2 separate regions of the Homo sapiens genome follow, and region 1 is linked to region 2. A link is an interaction called in ENCODE POLR2A ChIA-PET data of the cell type or tissue named here. Cell type or tissue: HepG2. All regions are shown on one strand. Each heading gives the region's core, and the rest is flanking DNA. Links, peaks and the distances in the headings are about the cores only.

Region 1 (8,327 bases), core at 12-8,011, 100 kb after region 2:
TGGGGAGCATCTGGGGGCGTGAAGGTATAGATGAGTTCTGCCCCCACATCACCCTCTGCCCCCAAACCGCAGGGCCAGATGGAAAAATCCTTTTCCACTGGTATGGTAGTGGTAGGGGTGTCCCAGTGTTTCAAGGTCACCCTCATGCCCTTGACCCTTCTAATTTTGTCTGATATCCCCAGCGGGGGGCCAATGGGGGTCCTAGACCTTTGAAGCCCCTTTTTGGGACCTCAATTCACCATCTGAGAAGTGGGAGGAGGCCTAAGTCTTGGGCCAGGGTCTGAAGAGTTTGAGGCTGAGGGCTTGGGTTCTGGTGCCAGCCCCAGCTCAGTCTGGCCAGATTGGAGAACCCCGCTCACTTGTTTGCTCCCCAGAGGAAGCTGGGTGGGGTCCAGGTGGAGAGGGAGCAGTTCTTGAGTCTCTCTTCCCTGCAGGGGCCAGAGGCCCCTGCACCGGCAGAACAGACAGACGGTCTGGCCCCCACCCCTTCCCCCCTAATTGGCTGCCTACGTGCACACAGGCCTGCTCTGCTGGATCTGGTTGGGGTGGGGACTGGGCTTAGCCAGTCTGGCTGAGCCCAGTCTCCCACCCCCAGGGAAGACTCAGGGTTTGGCATCCATGGTGGTGGGGAGGGGCTTTAGAGGATGGGGACTTAACTGGGTCAGAGGGAGGGAGACACACATCTGGGGAAAAGAAGGGGAGTCCCACATCTAGGGAGAGAGAGGGGCACCCAACAAATAGAGTGAGGGAGGGGGCACACTACAGGTGATAAGTGGGAGGGGGCGGCCCACACTTCTGGAAAAGAGGGGCTCCGGCCAGTGATTATGATTAGTGGGTGGGAGAGCTCCACATATCAAGAGAGGGAGGATGTAATCTATATTTGGGGAAAGAGATGGCACACATATGCAGACTCCCCAGGAGTCTTCAACTCTAACCTACAAGAAGCCCCCCAACCCTCTAAGACAGGGACCACTGGGGCGTGACCCAGCGGCGAAGGCAGGAGACCGAGCCGCGCCCCTGACCCGCGCGGGCTTGGGTGGCGGGGTCCTCCCCCAACTCACTCACCTCGCGGGCTCGGCAGTGGGAGCGCGACCTGGGTCTGCCCAGCGAGCAACTGAGAACCCGCTGCGGAGGGACCTGAGTGCGGGCGCCCGCCCCCGGCCCGCCCCACAGCCTTTCTCGGGGCCGCCCCAGCGTGGGAACGTCCTGCTTCGGCAGGGCGTGGGAGCGCACAGCCTGCGTCCCTGGGGGCACCCCGGCCCACAGATTGGGGGGAGGCACTGCAGAGCGCCTCCTGCATCAGTGTCCCTACCGGGGTCCTGCCTCTGGAGACCCTCTGCAGACAGTAGTCCCAAGAACAGGGTCTCCCTGCCTCCTCCACACCTCCCCTCCTTGCTGTTTCTCCCACCTGGGATGTTCTCTTCAGGCCTTTGCAGACGCAAACCTTCCAGCCAGGCCCAATGCCTCCTACTCCAGAAGCATCTTTTAGGCCAGCAGTGGCTCACGCCTGTAATCCTAGCACTTTGGGAGGCCGAGGCGGGAGGATCACCTGAGGTCAGGAGTTTGAGACCAGCCTGCCCAGCATGGCGAAACACCTTCTCTATTAAAAATAGAAAAATTGGGCGGGCGCGGTGGCTCATGCCTGTAATCTCAGCGCTTTGGGAGGCCAAGGCAGGCAAATCACGAGGTCAGGAGTTTGAGACAGCTTAGCCAACATGGTGAAACCCCATCTTTACTAAGAATACAAAAATTAGCTGGGCGTGGTGGCACGCACCTGTAATCCCAGCTACTCAGGAGGCTGAGGCAGGAGAATCGCTTGAACCCGGGAGGCGGAGGTTGCGGTGAGTCGAGATCCGGCTACTGCACTCTAGCCTGGGCAGCAGAGCTAGACTCCATCTCAAAAAAAAAAAAAAAAAAAAAAAAAGTTAGCAGGGCGTGGTGGCGCGCACCTATAGTCCCAGCTTCACAGAGGGCTGAGGCAGGAGAATCACTTGAACCTGGGAAGCGGCTGTTGCAGTGAGCCGAGATCGGGCCACTGCACTCCAGCCTGGGCAACAGAACAAGACTCTGTCTCAGAAAAAAAGAAAAAGAAAAAGAAAAAAAAAATTCCCAGCACTTTGGGAGGCCAAGGGGGGCAGATCATGAGGTCAGGAGATGGAGACCATCCTGGCTAACACAGCGAAACCCCGTCTCTACTAAAAATGCAAACAAAATTAGCCAGGCATGGTGGCAGGCGCCTGTGGTCCCAGCTACTCAGGAGGCTGAGGCAGGAGAATGGCTTGAACCCGCAAGGCAGAGGTTGCGGTGAGCCAAGATCATGCCACTGCACTCGAGCCTAGTGACAGAGCGAGACTCCATCTCAAAAAAAAAAAAAAAAAAAATAGACAAGGCTCAGGCACATTTATTCAAGAATTACTTATAAAACTGGGCGTGGTGGCTCATGCCTGCAATCCCAGCACTCTGGGAGGCGGAGGCGAGCAGATCACCTAACGTCAAGAGTTTGAGACCACCCTGGCCAACGTGGTGAAATCCCGTCTCTACTAAAAATACAAAAATTAGCCGAGTGTGGCAGGGGACACCTATAATTCCAGCTACTCGGGAGGCTGAGGCTAGATAATCGCTTGAACCTGGGAGGCAGACGTTGCAGTGAGCCAAGATCGCACCACTGCACTCCAGCCTGGGTGGTAGAGTGAGACTCCTCAAAAAAAAAAAAAAAAAAAAAAAAACTTAAAAAAAACTTATAAAGACCTGTTTCAGCTGGCATTTATTGCATACTTGTTTACCAGGATAAATGTTGGGGGCTATAGAGCCAAAAAAAACCAGACATAGTTCCTGCCCCCACAGGGCTTACAATTCTGTTCTAGGCAGAGGAAAAGGCCTGTGCAAAGACCCAGAGGCAGGAAAACACAGCATGTTCAAAAAACAGAAGAGACAGGCCAGGTGCAGTGGCTCACGCTGTAATCCCAGCACTTTGGGAGGTCAAGGCAGGTGGATCACAAGATCAGGAGATCGAGACCAGCCTGGCTAACACGGTGAAACCCCATCTCTACCAAAAATACAAAAAATTAGCCAGGCGTGGTGGCATGCACCTGTAGTCCCAGCTACTTGGGAGGCTGAGGCAGGAGAATCGCTTGAACCCGGGAGGTGGAGGTTGCAGTGAGCCAAGATTGCACCATTGCACTCCAGCCTGGGCGACAGAACGAGACTCCGTCTCAAAAAAAAAAAAAAAAACAACTGAACAGAAGAGACAGCCAGGTGCGGTGGCTCATGCCTATAATCCCAGCACTTTGGGAGGCCGAGGCGAATGGATCACCTGAGGTCGGGAGTTTGAGACCAGCCTGGCCAACATGGTGAAACCCCGTCTCTACTAAAAATAAAAAAATTGGCCAGGTGTGGTGGTGCACATCTGTAATCCCAGCTACTCGGGAGGCTGAGGCAGGAGAATCGCTTGAATCTGGGAGGCGGAGGTTGCAGTGAGCCAAGATCCCACCGTTGCACTCCAGCCTGGGCAACAAGAGCGAAACTCCATCTCAAAGCAACAACAAAAACAATAACAAAAGAAGAGAGGTCATCTTGGCCAGAGTGTCATGGTTAAAGGGGAGGCTGGATGGAGGGAGAGGTGGGCTGGACCACCGAGAAGGACCTGTAGGCGGTAGTGAGGAGCTTGGATTTTATTTAAAGAAGGTGATTAAGCTGGCATGGTGGCACACCCCTGTAGTCCCAGGTGCTCAGGAGGCTGAGGCAGGAGGTGGAGGTTGCAGTAAACTGAGATTGCACCACTGCACTCCAACCTGGGCAACAGAATGAGACCCTGTCTCAATAAATAAATAAATAAATAAAATAAAATGAAGGTGGGAGGCAACCAAAGTTAAGAAGAGGAGTGATGTGTTCAAATGAAGCAGAGCACAAGTTCAGTAAATGTGTCCCGGGACTGTTAGTATACGGATGGTGGATGAATGGGAGAGGGCTGGGGGTCCCCTCGGTGGCCTGGAGACCAGAGCTTTCCAGGTCTCCTGGCTCTAGGTCCATGGGGTATGCCCAGCCCCCATGCCTTCCATCAGGGTTCCTATACCCTAGTGAGTCCACAGGGGCCTGCTAAAGACAGTTTCTAAAGGCTGGCCAGGCATGGTGGCTCATGCCTGTAATCTCAGCACTTTGGGGGGCCAAGGTGGGCAGATCACTGGAGGTCAGAAGTTCGAGATTAGCCTGGCCAACATGAAGAAAACCTGTCTCTACTAAAAATACAAAAATTAGCCAAGTGTCGTGGCACATACCTGTAGTACCAGCTACTAGGGAGGCTGAGGCGGAGGTTGCAGTGACCCGAGATCGCACCACTGCACTCCAGCCTGGGCGACACAGCGAGACTCTGTCTCAATAAATAAATAAATAAATAAATAAATAAAGGGAGGGGGCTTAGTCCTGGGGGCAGATGAGCCTAGAAGGCGAGGGGCTCAAGGGAAGGTGTTAGAGGGACCCTAGAGTGCACATCACCTCCATTCTAGACGCTGCCAGAGACAAAACTTTGAGAAGGCAGCTTGGGAGTCTTCCCGAGTTCCAAGAGTCCAGCTCCCAGAACTGACCATGTTGGGCCCAGCGCCCTCTGCTGGTCACTCTGGGAGCTGCTCCTCCCCTTCCCCAACCAAGGTAATTCCAAACGTGAGAGACCCCCAAAAGGATCACCTTGGCCAGGCACCGTGGTTCATGCCTGTACTCCCAGAACTTTGGGAGACCAAGGCGGGTGGATCATCTGACGTCAGGAGCTCGAGACCAGCCTGGCCAACATGGCGAAACCCCGTCTCTAGTAAAAAGACAAAAATTAGCTGGGCGTGGTGGGGGGGGCACTTGTAATCTCAGCTACTTGGGAGGCTGAGGCAGGAGAATCGCTTGAACCCGCGAGGCGGAGGTTGCAGTGAGCCGAAGTCGCACCACTGCACTGCAGCCTGGGCCACAGAGTGAGACTCCCTTTCCAAAAAAAAAAAAAAAAAAAAAGGACCACCCCTTACCTCGGTCACTGAGCAGGATGTTCTACAGAACAGCCCTATGGACAGAGGACAGGGGAAGACACTCCTTCTTTAAGAACCTGGAGGAGAGCATGCCTTGTCTTTTTTTTTTTTTTTTTTTAAGCTTTGTAGAGACAGGGTCTTGTTATGTTGCCCAGGTTAGTCTTGAACTCCTGAGCTCAAGGGATCCTCCTGCCTTGGTCTCCCAAAGAGCTGGGATTATAGGCGTGAACCACTGCGCCAGGCGGAAGGTCATGAGTCTTGCCAGACCTTTTTCAGGGTGGCTGGGAGGGCGGTGGCTGCACTGGAGTGAGTGGCCTGTGTCTATGCATGGCTCTACTACAGCCACTCTGGCCAAGCGGCACCATTTCTGGGCCTCAGTTTCCCCCATCTCCTCAGTTTCACAGGGTCTTCCAAGGGAAGGCATTTGGGAAAGGCGATCCTCTGTTCTTCCCTGCCCTCTTCCGCCCCCGCCTCTGTGGGAACATCAGGCTCCAGAAGTTGAGTGATGCTGTGATAAGGAACATCTGTGGGGGAAGCCCAGCCCCGGACTGAGGGCCATGGGGTGGAGGCCGGCCCTGAGTAGCTCACGGTGAATATAGCCTGCAGGACAACTGCGGAGCCTCCTTTCAAGGTCCTGAACCTGGGAAGAGACGGACTGTCCCTTAAGGCAGGCCACTCGGGGTCCCAGAGCCGAGGAATAAGGGTCTTCTCCTGGAACCGCGGGGGGTCCAAGGGTGGAAGGGACTCCGGACACGGCATTCAGGCCACTTGTCGTGACAGGCCCGACATGCTGAGAGCTCTGGGATAGGCTGAGACCTGCCAGCAGGAGGGATGGCAGCTCACGCTCACTTGATCAGCTCCAGGGAGCCCCCAGATTCTGCCCAGATGCAAAGACCTGAGCCATGGCCTCAGCATCCCCCCACCAGCCAGGCTCTAGGTATCACACAGGACCCACCTCCGGCCTGCCAGCCCAGAGGGGATACTGTGGAAGAGCTAGGCCTCACGCAGGACCCTAAGGTGAAAATAGGAAGAGGAGCTGGACAAAGCGTCACAGACCCAGACCCCCAGCCCTTCAGGAGGCCCGGGAGCCCCTTGAACCCAGGGAGGAGGTCTAGTACAGGAGGAGCGGGGAGAGGCGAGAGTGGGCAGAGCTAACCACAAGGAGCGGGGCCAGGCGACAGCAAGGGAACCGGGCGCCGAGGGGGCAGAGCCAGCGAGCCGATGGGCGAGGTCAGTGAGCCGAGGGCCCTGGCCAGGAGCGGAGAGCAAGGCCCACCCAGCTCACCTGTGGGAGCGGAGGCTCTGCGGAGCTATGGGAATCACCGAACGCTGAGGGTGTCTCGGCAGCAGCTCAGGCTCGGAGGACGTCGCGGGAAGACCCGCAGCTCTGGTGGACCGTCCAGCAAGCGCTTCTAAAACCGTGGACAGACACGCCAGGCCAGAACCAACACTGAGGGCTGGGCACGGTGGCTCGCCCCTGTAATCCTAGCACTTTGGGAAGCTGAGGTGGGAGGATTGCTTGAGATCAGTAGTTCAAGACCAGCCTGGGCAAAATGGTGAGACCTTGTCTCTATATAAAAAAAAAAAAAAAAAAAAATCAAAAAATTAGCAGGATGTGGTGGCGCACACCTGCAGTCCCAACTAAGGAGGCTGAGGTGGGAGGAGTGCTTGAACCTGGGAGGTCGAGGCTGCAGTGAGCTGTGATTGCACCACTACATTCCAGCCTGGGTGACAGAGCAAGATCCTGTCTCAAAAAAACAAACTGACGTTGAGCTGGGACTGCCATAGGAGTGGATGGCCACTAATGGCAGGTTTCCTGGCCTGCCGCAGAACCCATAGCATGATCGGGGTAGATGAATGCCCTTGGCTAGATTTCACCGGGACAGGACAGGACAGGTGGCCTAGAGATGGAAACTTCCTGGGGCAGGTCAGATCTCTTCATACCATTGCCGTCTCCTCCTCCCTACCAGGGCAGACACACTAGAGGAGTGGGGCTGAGGGAGGCGTCCAACCTGGCAAAGGGGCTGAGGTGGTGAGATCTGGGAGTGCAGGTGTCACATCAGCCCTAGGGGTAGGCACTAGTGCCTTCACATCCTGGAGGCCAGGGCCTCTGTCTTCTCTGAGACACAATTGGCTCCTGCACATGGGCATGGGTATTTGGCCCCCAGATGTGGGGACAGCCTATGTGGGGACAGCCTCATGGTATCCTTGAGCCTTTCTTGGCACCGCTGGCTTCCCAATAAACTCCTTAGCCTGACGTTCAAGGTCCCCACTACCAAACCTTCCAAATACAGCTTCTTCATCAGCCTCTCTTGCTCTCCCACCATGCCCCAGCCACACTGGGCTTCAGTTCCTAGAACACACCCACCTTGCCCATGACAGGGCCTTTGTAATTGCTCTTCCCTCTGCTGAAATGCTCTTCTCTCAAGGGCAAGTCTTATTCCCACTCACCTGTTCCATCTGAGAGAGCTCTACCGGAGCAATACACCCGGCCTCTCACCCACAGACCAAAGCTATGCTTTACAAACTAGTTTATCAGGAATTGTGGCAAATTGTATTTTCAAAGAAGATAGCCTATCAATATCTCCAATTCGACATGCTCATTGTACAATTATGACCTTGACACTTGAGTGTGGGATCTATGTCCCCCTTCCTTCAGCCTGGATGTACCTTTGTGACAGCATTAAACAGCAGAATATGGTGAAAGTTGCTATGTGACTTCTAGATCATAAAAATGCCATGTGGGCCCGGGTGGGGTGGCTCACGCCTGTAATCCCAGCACTTTGGGAGGCTGAGGTGGGTGGATTGTGAGGTCAGGAGTTCAAGACCAGCCTGGCCAAAATGGTGAAACCCCATCTCTGCTAAAAATACAAAAAAATAGGCTCAACGCCGTGGCTCATGCCTGTAATCCCAGCACTTTGGGAGGCCGAGGCAGGTGGATAACCTGAGATCAGGAGTTCGAGACCAGGCTGACCAACATGATGAAACCCTGTCTCTGCTAAAAATACAAAAATTAGCCGGGCGTGGTGGTGGGCGCCTGTAACCCCAACTACTCAGGAACCTGAGGCAGGAGAATCGCTTGAACCCGGGAGGCGGAGGTTGCAGTGAGCTGAGATCGCACCACTGCACTGCAGCCTGGGTAACAAGCGAGACTCTGTCTCAAAAAAAAAAAAAAAAAAAAAAAAAAATTACCCAGGCATGGTGACAGGCGCCTGTAATCCCAGCTACTCGGGAGGCTGAGGCAGAGAATTACTTGAACCCGGGAGGCAGAGGTTGCAGTGAGCTGAGATTGTGCCACTGCACTCCAGCCTGGGCAACAGAACA
Region 2 (8,327 bases), core at 45-8,044:
AGGGATTCTCCTGCCTCAGTCTCCCAAGTAGCTGAGATTACAGATGCGCACCACCACACCCAGCTAATTTTTGTATTTTTAGTAGAGATGGGGTTTTGCCATGTTGGCCAGCCGGTTTCAAACTCTTGACCTCAGGTGATCCGCCTGCCTCAGCCTCCCAAAGTGCTGGGATTACAGACATAAGCCACAGTAACCGGCCGCATATGAGAATTTTGATATCCTGGGAAGGTCTTAGAACCAATTCCCCATGGATATCAAGGAATGACTATATAGACATAGAAAAAAATTATAAAGAAATCTATCAAAAGGCTAACCATGGTTTATCTGAGAGGTGGGATAGTGGGTGATTTTATTTTCTTTTTGCTTTTCATAATAAATAAATTTCCTTCCAAAATATGTGTTACTTTATAAAATTACATTAGTCATTTAAACACTTATGAAGCTGATATATTAATGTTCCTTATTCCTATGGTCACTGCCTTACCTGTGGTTTAATCAGTCTATCAGGCCTACAGGTCTGACTCAAAGTTGCAATCTTCTCTTTCACCCCTTTTCTGAAATCTTGAAGTCTGGCAAATATGTATCAAGAACCTGGAAGAAGCAGAAAAGTGATGAAACAGGTTCCAAGTTCTCTGTAGTAAAAAAGGGTTAACAGGCCGGGAGCAGTGGCTCACGCCTATAATCCCAGCACTTTGGGAGGCCAAGGCAGGTGGATCACTTGAGGTCAGGAGTTCAAGACCAGCCTGGCCAACATGGTGAAACCCCATCTCTACTAAAAATACAAAAATTAGCCAGGCATGGTGGTGCACGCCTGCAATCCCAGCTACTCGGGACACTGAGGCAGGAGAATCGCTTGAACCTGGGAAGCGGAAGCTTCAGTGAGCCAAGATTGCGCCAGCCAGTGCACTCCAGCCTGAGCAACACAGTGAGACTGTCTCAAAAAAAAAAAAAAAAAAAGAGCAAACTTTTACTACTTTGTTTTACTAAGTACAAATAACATTATTTTTAATTTCCAAAGTAACCTCTAGATACAATTTTATACTTTTCTCACTGTTCTTTATTCCCCTTTTACCAAGTTTCCCTACACAAACAAAAACGGAAGCCCTCCGCAGTTATCTATCCTTTTTTCACAGAGTACCTTGGGCTGCTGATCTCTACATCTCTGTCTCAAATACAGATCTATTCACAGAATCGCTTGGGTTATGAAATCTCTCTAAGGCCAGGCAAGGTGGCTCACACCTGTAATCCCAGCACTTTGGGAGGCCGAGGCAGGTGGATCACCTGAGATAAGGAGTTTGAGACTAGCCTGGCCAACGTGGTGAAACCCTGTATCTACTAAAAATACAAAAATTAGGCCAGGCACAGTGGCTCACACCTGTAATCCCAGCACTTTGGGAGGCCGAGGCAGGCAGATTACGAGGTCAGGAGATTGAGACCATCCTGGCTAACATGGTGAAACCCCATCTCTATTAAAAATACAAAAAAACTAGCCGGGTGTGGTGGCATGCGCCTGTAGTCCCAGCTACTTGGGAGGCTGAGGCAGGAGAATTGCTTGAACCCAGGAGGCGGAGGTTGCAGTGAGCCGAGAGCGCACCATTGCACTCCAGCCTAGGTAACAAAGTGAGATGCCATCTCAAAAAAAAAATACAAAAATTAGCCGGGTGTGGTGGCAGATCCCTATAATCCCAGCTACTCAAGAGACTGAGGTAGGAGAATTGCTTGAACAGGGGAGGCAGAAGTTGCAGTGAGCTGAAATCGCGCCACTGCACTCCAGCCTGGGCGACAGAGTGAGACTCCGTCTCAAAAAAAAAAAACAAAAACAAAAACAAAAAAAACAACTCTATAGTCAATTTTGCTTCCTAACTTTGCCCATAGCAAAGAAAATTAAGTATGTCAAAGGGCATTTAAATATCCCTCCTCTTTCTCCCAGGAACTCAAAGAGAATTAGGGAAGAGACACAGAAAAAGCTGAAGGAAAATTAACCAGGAGATGTAGATGAGCCCTGAACATCTCCTGGTAACTAAAGAAATGAAATGAAGGACTCTCTCACATAATCCTGGACAAACTTAATTGCAATAAATTAATTTTATCAAGGTTGGAATACACAGATTTATGCATAAGGTTGGCCAAATAAACCCTATTCAGATAATTTGAAAGTCTAAACAAATTTACCAACCTAGTTGAATACAATCCAGTTTTTCATACCCGCAATTTTGTAGTCAATTCAGATAGTGCCTTCCTGCCTACTCAATTCAACAGGTATTTAGTGGGTGATTCCTATGCACTAGGATTGTTTCAGTCCCTGTCTAACCAAACTCTGGTTATCAAGAATTAGACAAGGGTGGCTTTGTGAAGCACAGAAACACAAACTGGCTCTTGAACTCCCTCACCTCTAAATTGTCCAGACACCTAGAATACAAAACAGTAGAGCACCCAGATGGTGTCCTATCTTGCTCTGATTCTCACTTGCCAATTTCAAACCATGTTTTTGTCCCCAAACATACCAAAAAACGTTTGAGTACATCATATATCTGTACACCCATAATATCTCATGCCAATCTGAGCACAGTACCCTCAAAGGTCAACTAAATGGCTGAGTTAGCTGACAGCCACATAATTTTGATCCAAGAATGCCAGCTTAATACTGAACTGACTCACCCAAACCAACCAGGGGGACTCAAGTCTGACGTGGGGGTGATGTAATACACTAAGGCCACAATACAAGAATATCCTTACTACAGCAGCAAGTAGTCCTATTTTTGACAACATTTGATGAGTGAGAGAAATTCAAAGAGAGGCCACAGGATGTCAAGAAAAGGTAAGGGTGAAGCAGGAAGTAAACCAAGAGCTGGTCTTAAAGCAAAATCCAGGAGTCAAAAATCCTCTTCTATCCTAAGTAGGCCTGATTTGGGGGGAGTCCATGTTACTGAACTACTAGAAAATTATATGTGGAAAACCAGACGTTATATGTCAAGAAAATAGGGGGTAAACCAATTCTACATTATAACCTGGTTTGGTTTTCCTTCCCCCCTCCAATCTATAAATGTTGAGAAAGGAAATGAGAAAGGGAATAATATCTGGTGATTCCATACAAAAAGAGAGCTGGACAAATATGGATAACATATAATGAATTTTAAATCCCAAATAGAAGACAACTCCAAGTGGACTTAAACTCTCCCTCAATTATGTTCTCACACCATCTAATTATCTTCCTGTTTTAGACAACAGTTTTGAAATGTACTTATTTGTGACTACCTCTGTTTTCCTCCATCAAACGCCACACTTCCTGAGGGCATGGCTACTGTATCACCCATTTCTCGAAATTTATCTAGATTCTGGGCCTCAGTTTCCTCCTCCTTCCTCCTTCCTCAGTTTCTGTCAAGAGGGACCAAGAATAGCACCAACTACATTGGCTTGGCGAGGAAATTAAATGAGAACGGGCATGCAGGGTGCTTAGTTCAGTCAATGTTTATAACCTGTTAGCATGGTAATAACAATAATTATCGTTACCGTTATTAGCCGACAGCCTCCCGCAACTCTTTTTTTCCTCCGTTTCCCGGACGGACTTCACAGCAAAATCCTGTCGCCAAGAGAAGCGTGGCCCGAAGCCCCTGCTCGCACCCTGCCCCGCCTAGGCGGCGACCGAGCACCGCAACCGCCTCAGAAGCCAGGCCTAGCGGCGCGAACGGCGCTAGGGGCTGGAAGGTGAACTTCAGCCGTTCCAAACTCCGGGAGGAGGGAGACCCGCGCCCTAGCTGCTCCCTCTTTTCTTCCCACGGCTCACCTAGCCTCGCCTCAGATCTGACAACGAAGCGCGAGCCAACCCGCCGCGGGACTCATTCAGTATCGTTGAAATTTTGAACCCAGGCAGCCTAGTCGAATGCACCAATCAGAGCGCCGGGAAAGCAATTCCAGGCTCCCGATTGGCCCTACAGACCGCAGCAATACCGGAAGTCAGAAGGAGGTACCAGCGAACAACGCGGCCCGGAGTTCCTGGGAAGTGTAGTCTCCTGCGCCTGCGTGAGTCCACTGGAACAGCTCTTAGGAGTACGTTATTACAAAGACCGGAGTGCTCTGCTCCAAACTATTTGGGAAAGGTGGTACCAACTGAAGAGGTGGAGAGTCAACCTAGATCACAGAATGGCGCGCATCCTGGACCTCTCCAAGTTTTCAGGGAAGAAAACTCTATTTTTAAAAATTATTCTCGTTATGGTTGTGCATTATCCCTTGAAGGTTCAGGGAGTTCACTTCGTCTTAACATGGAGTCGCCTGCATGCAACATAGACTCGCCCGTAGCGTCCTTCCCAATAGTGCAGGAGTCTTTGAAACCTTTTACCCAGTCCCTGCCCTGATCTTATGAAACCCGCGGTTCGTTGGGAGCTTTATCCGGTTTTATTCCCAACTGCATCCCGGCTTTATGATCCCCATGTCGTAAAAAGAAAACAAAGTCTAGGAGAAGTTGAACAAACATGTCCAAAATCACATAATAAATGGAGAAGATGGGATTCGAATTAAGAAGGTCTGTTCTTTTTATACACCACCGATAATTAATTAGAGGCCGGGCTTCGTGGCGCTCACCTATAATCCCAGCTCCACAGGAGGCTAAAGCAGAAGGATCCCTTGAGACCAAGAGTTCCAGAACAGCGTAGACATCATAACGAGACCACCCCCACCATCTTAATTTTTTTTAATCAATTAGAAAATAGCAGCAACAAGAACAACAAAACAACCCCCTTCATAATACCAGCAAAAGCTAAAGATTCAAAAATTAAGCCTAGGCTGGGTGCGGTAGCTCACGCATGTAATCCCAGCACTTTGGGAGGCCGAGACAGGCAGATCACTTGAGGCGATGAGTTCGAGACCAGCCTGGCCAAAATGTTGAAACCCCCCCCCATCTCTACTAAAAATACAAAAATTAGCCGGGCGTGCTCGCGCGTGCCTGTAATCACAGCTACTTGGGAGGTTGAGGCAGGAGAATCACTTGAACCCAGGAGGCGGAGGTTGCAGTGAGCCAAGATTGCACCACTGCACTCCAGCCTGGGCAACAGAGCGAGACTCTGTCTCAAAACAAAAAAAAAAAGGTCAAGGCAATTCCAATGAAAGTCCCAGTGGGTTCTGTTCTGGAATTTGCCAAGTTAATTCTAAAGTTCCTATGGAAGAGTACAAGTACTGGCATCTTGAATTTTGAAAAAGATTGGGGGATTTATGTACAGATTTTGTACATATTAACATGAAATTATAGTAATTTTTAAAGTATGGTTCAGTTAATTCACACCCATGGGGGTGCAATCGGCAAAATCCAGACAGGAAAACCACAGGACAATTTAGTTCCTTCAAAACATAAACTGCCAGAGTTTGGTTTTGTTTTCTTTTTGTTGTTGTTGTTTTGTTTCATTTTGTTTTTTGAGACGGAGTTTCGTTCTTGTAGCCCAGGCTGGAGTGCAACGGTGTGATCTCAGCTCACTGCAACCTCCGCCTCCCGGTTTCTCCTGCCTCAGCCTCCCAAGTACCCGGGATTAAAAATGCGCCACCACACCCGGCTAATTTTTATATTTTTTGATAGAGACGGGGTTTCACCATGTTGACCAGGCTAGTCTCGAACACCTGACCTCGGGTGATGCCCCCGCCTCACCCTCCCAAGTGCTGGGACTACAGGTGTGAGCCACCACACCTTTTGTTTTCTTTTTTAAGAGTCCTTGTGTTGTAGAGATACATATAGATACGGTAGGGATGAAATTACTCTGGCACTGGCTTCCAAATAATTGGGAGTAGGCAGTGAAGATAAGTAGGTGGGGATTTAGATGAAACAAGATTAGCTACAAATTGATAATTGTTGAACCTGGTGATGGGTTCATGATACATAAATACATACATATACTCTTGTATGAGTTTGAAATTTTCCACAATTAAAATGGGGTGGTTGCCTGGTGCTACTTGGAAGGCTGAGGCAGGAGAATCACTTAAACCCAGGAGGCAGAGGTTGCAGTGAGCCAAGATGGTGCCATTGCACTCCAGCCTGGGCGACAGAGCAAGACTCTACCTCAAAAACAAAGGGATGGGGGAGTGGTAGTTGTTGTGGTGGTTGTTTTGTTATTTTGAGATAGGGTCTTGCTGTCACCCAGGCTGGAGTGCAGTGGCAGGATCACGGCTCACTCCAACCCCAACCTCCCAGACTCAAGTGATCTTCCCACCTCAGCCTCCCACAGTGCTGGGATTACAGGCATGAGCCATGGCACCTTGTCTAAAAAGAGGTATTTTTGGCCTGGCGCGGTGGCTCACGCCTGTAATCCCAGCACTTTGGGAGACCGAGGCGGGTGGATCACGAGGTCAGGAGACTGAGACCATCCTGGCTAACACGGTGAAACCCTGTCTCTACTAAAAATACAAAAAAAATTAGCCGGGCATGGTGGCGGGTGCCTGTAGTCCCAGCTACTTGGGAGGCTGAGGCAGAAGAATGGCATGAACCCGGGAGGCGGAGCTTGCAGTGAGCCAAGATCGCGCCACTGCACTCCAGCCTGGGTGACTGAGCAAGACTCCGTCTCAAAAAAAAAAAAAGTATTTTTGCTGGGCACAGTGACTCATGCCTGTAATCCCAGCACTTTGGGAGGCCAAGGCGGCCAGATCACCTCAGGTCGGGAGTTCCAGACCAGCCTGACCAACATGGAGAAACCCCGTCTCTACTAAAAATAGAAAATTAACCGGGCATGGTGGCAGGCGCCTGTAATCCCAGCTACTCGGGAGTCTGAGGCAGGAGAATCGCTTGAACCCGGGAGGTGGAGGTTGTGGTGAGCCAGGATCGCGCCATTGCACTCCAGCCTGGGCAACAAGAGTGAAACTCCATCTCAAAAATAAATAAATAAATAAAGGTATTTTTAAGTATGGTATTGTCGTAGAAGTTAAAAGTGGGGGAAATCAGTAGAAGAGTTTAAGAGTCCAGAAACACACTCAGCCAGTTATGGTGGCTCATGCCTGTAATCTTAGCACTTTGGAAAGCAGAGGCGGGAAGATTGCTTGAGCCAGGAGTTTGAAATCAGCCTGGACAACATGGCAAGATACAAAAAACTTTTAAAATTAGCCAGGTGAGGTGGTGCGTACCTGTAGTCCCAGCTACTCAAGAAGCTGAGGTATGAGGATCACTTGAGCTTGGGAGGTCAAGGCTGCAGCGAGCCATGATTCTCCAGCCTGGGCGACAGAGCTGGGTCCTGTCTTTAAAAACAAAAACAAAATCCAGAACTCATGTATATCAGAATTTAGTAGGCCAGGCGCAGTGGCTCACGCCTGTAATCCCAGCACTTCAGGAGGCCGGGGGTGGGGGGCGGGGGCAGATCACTTGAGGTCAGGAGTTCGAGACCAGCCTGGGCAACATGGCAAAACCCCTTCTCTACAAAAAATACAAAACTTAATAGGCCTGGCACAGTGGCTCATGCCTGTAATCCCAGCACTTTGGGAGGCTGAGGAGGGGGGGTCACGAGGTCAGGAGTTTGAGACCAGCCTGGCCAACATAATGAAACCCCGTCTCTACAAAAAATACAAAAATTAGCCAGGTATGGTGGTACGCACCTGTAGTCCCAGCTACTCAGGAGGCTGAGGCAGGAGAATCGCTTGAACCCAGGAGGCAGAGGTTGCAGTGAGCCAAGACCATGCCATTGCACTCCATCCTGGGTGACAGAGTGAGACTCTGTCTCAAAAAAAACAAACAAACAAAAACAAAAATTAGCTGGGCATGGTGGTACTCACCTGTAGTCCCAGCTACTCCAGAGGCTGAGGTGGGAAGATCGTCTGAACCTGGAAGGTGGAGGTTGCAGTGAGCTGAAATCAGGCCACTACACTCCAGCCTGGGAGACAGAGCAAGATCCTGTCCCCCAACCCTCCACTAAAAAAAAGAAGAAACAAAACTGGCCATCAAACACATGAAGGTGCTCAGCCTCACTATAATAAAGGAAATTGAAACAAGAAAGTTCCATTTTTCACCCATCAGATTAACCAAAATTAAAAGTTTGATAGTATCAGAAATTTGTAAGGTAACTCAGCAGGTAGGAGTATAGATGGGTGTGGACAACTATTGACAACTATTTTTTTTTTTTTTGAGACAGAGTCTCTGTCTGTCGCTCAGGCTGGCATGTAGTGGCACAATCTCAGCTCACTACAACTTCTGACTCCTGGGTTCAAACAATTCTTGTGCCTCAGCCTCCCTGAGTAGCTGGGATTACAAGCACCTCACAGCATGCCCGGCTAATTTTTTAATTTTTTTTTTTTTTGAGACAAAATTTCGCTCTTTCACCCAGGCTGGAGTGCAATGGCGTGATCTCGGCTCACTGAACCTCCCC

Evidence for each region. Peaks named below come from ENCODE experiments on the same cell type or tissue, not always from the same donor. Only the 100,000 strongest peaks of a DNase experiment are listed, where the experiment ranks them.
Region 1: POLR2A ChIA-PET joins it to region 2 with 11 read pairs; 23 of 35 experiments call an interaction of 5 or more read pairs at or near these places.

Annotation. Positions count from the first base shown.
Region 1 is chr20:31,630,701-31,639,027 of GRCh38, reverse strand. It overlaps COX4I2 (cytochrome c oxidase subunit 4I2), which reads right to left and starts at 1,116. Exons shown (of 5, transcript NM_032609.3): 1 at 1,066-1,116; 2 at 1-10. The coding sequence starts at 10. RefSeq lists a silencer at 1,056-1,195 and enhancers at 4,324-4,824, 4,825-5,325. In HepG2, for the core only: a CTCF peak has its summit at 4,599 (motif pointing left); a DNase peak (open chromatin) is centred at 4,577; H3K27me3 peaks cover 797 bases.
Region 2 is chr20:31,734,805-31,743,131 of GRCh38, reverse strand. TPX2 (TPX2 microtubule nucleation factor) reads right to left here and starts at 3,842. Exons shown (of 18, transcript NM_012112.5): 1 at 3,511-3,842; 2 at 485-591. RefSeq lists enhancers at 3,530-3,689, 3,780-3,829. In HepG2, for the core only: CTCF peaks have their summits at 3,649 and 3,991; DNase peaks (open chromatin) are centred at 2,341 and 3,931; H3K4me3 peaks cover 3,302 bases; H3K27me3 peaks cover 323 bases.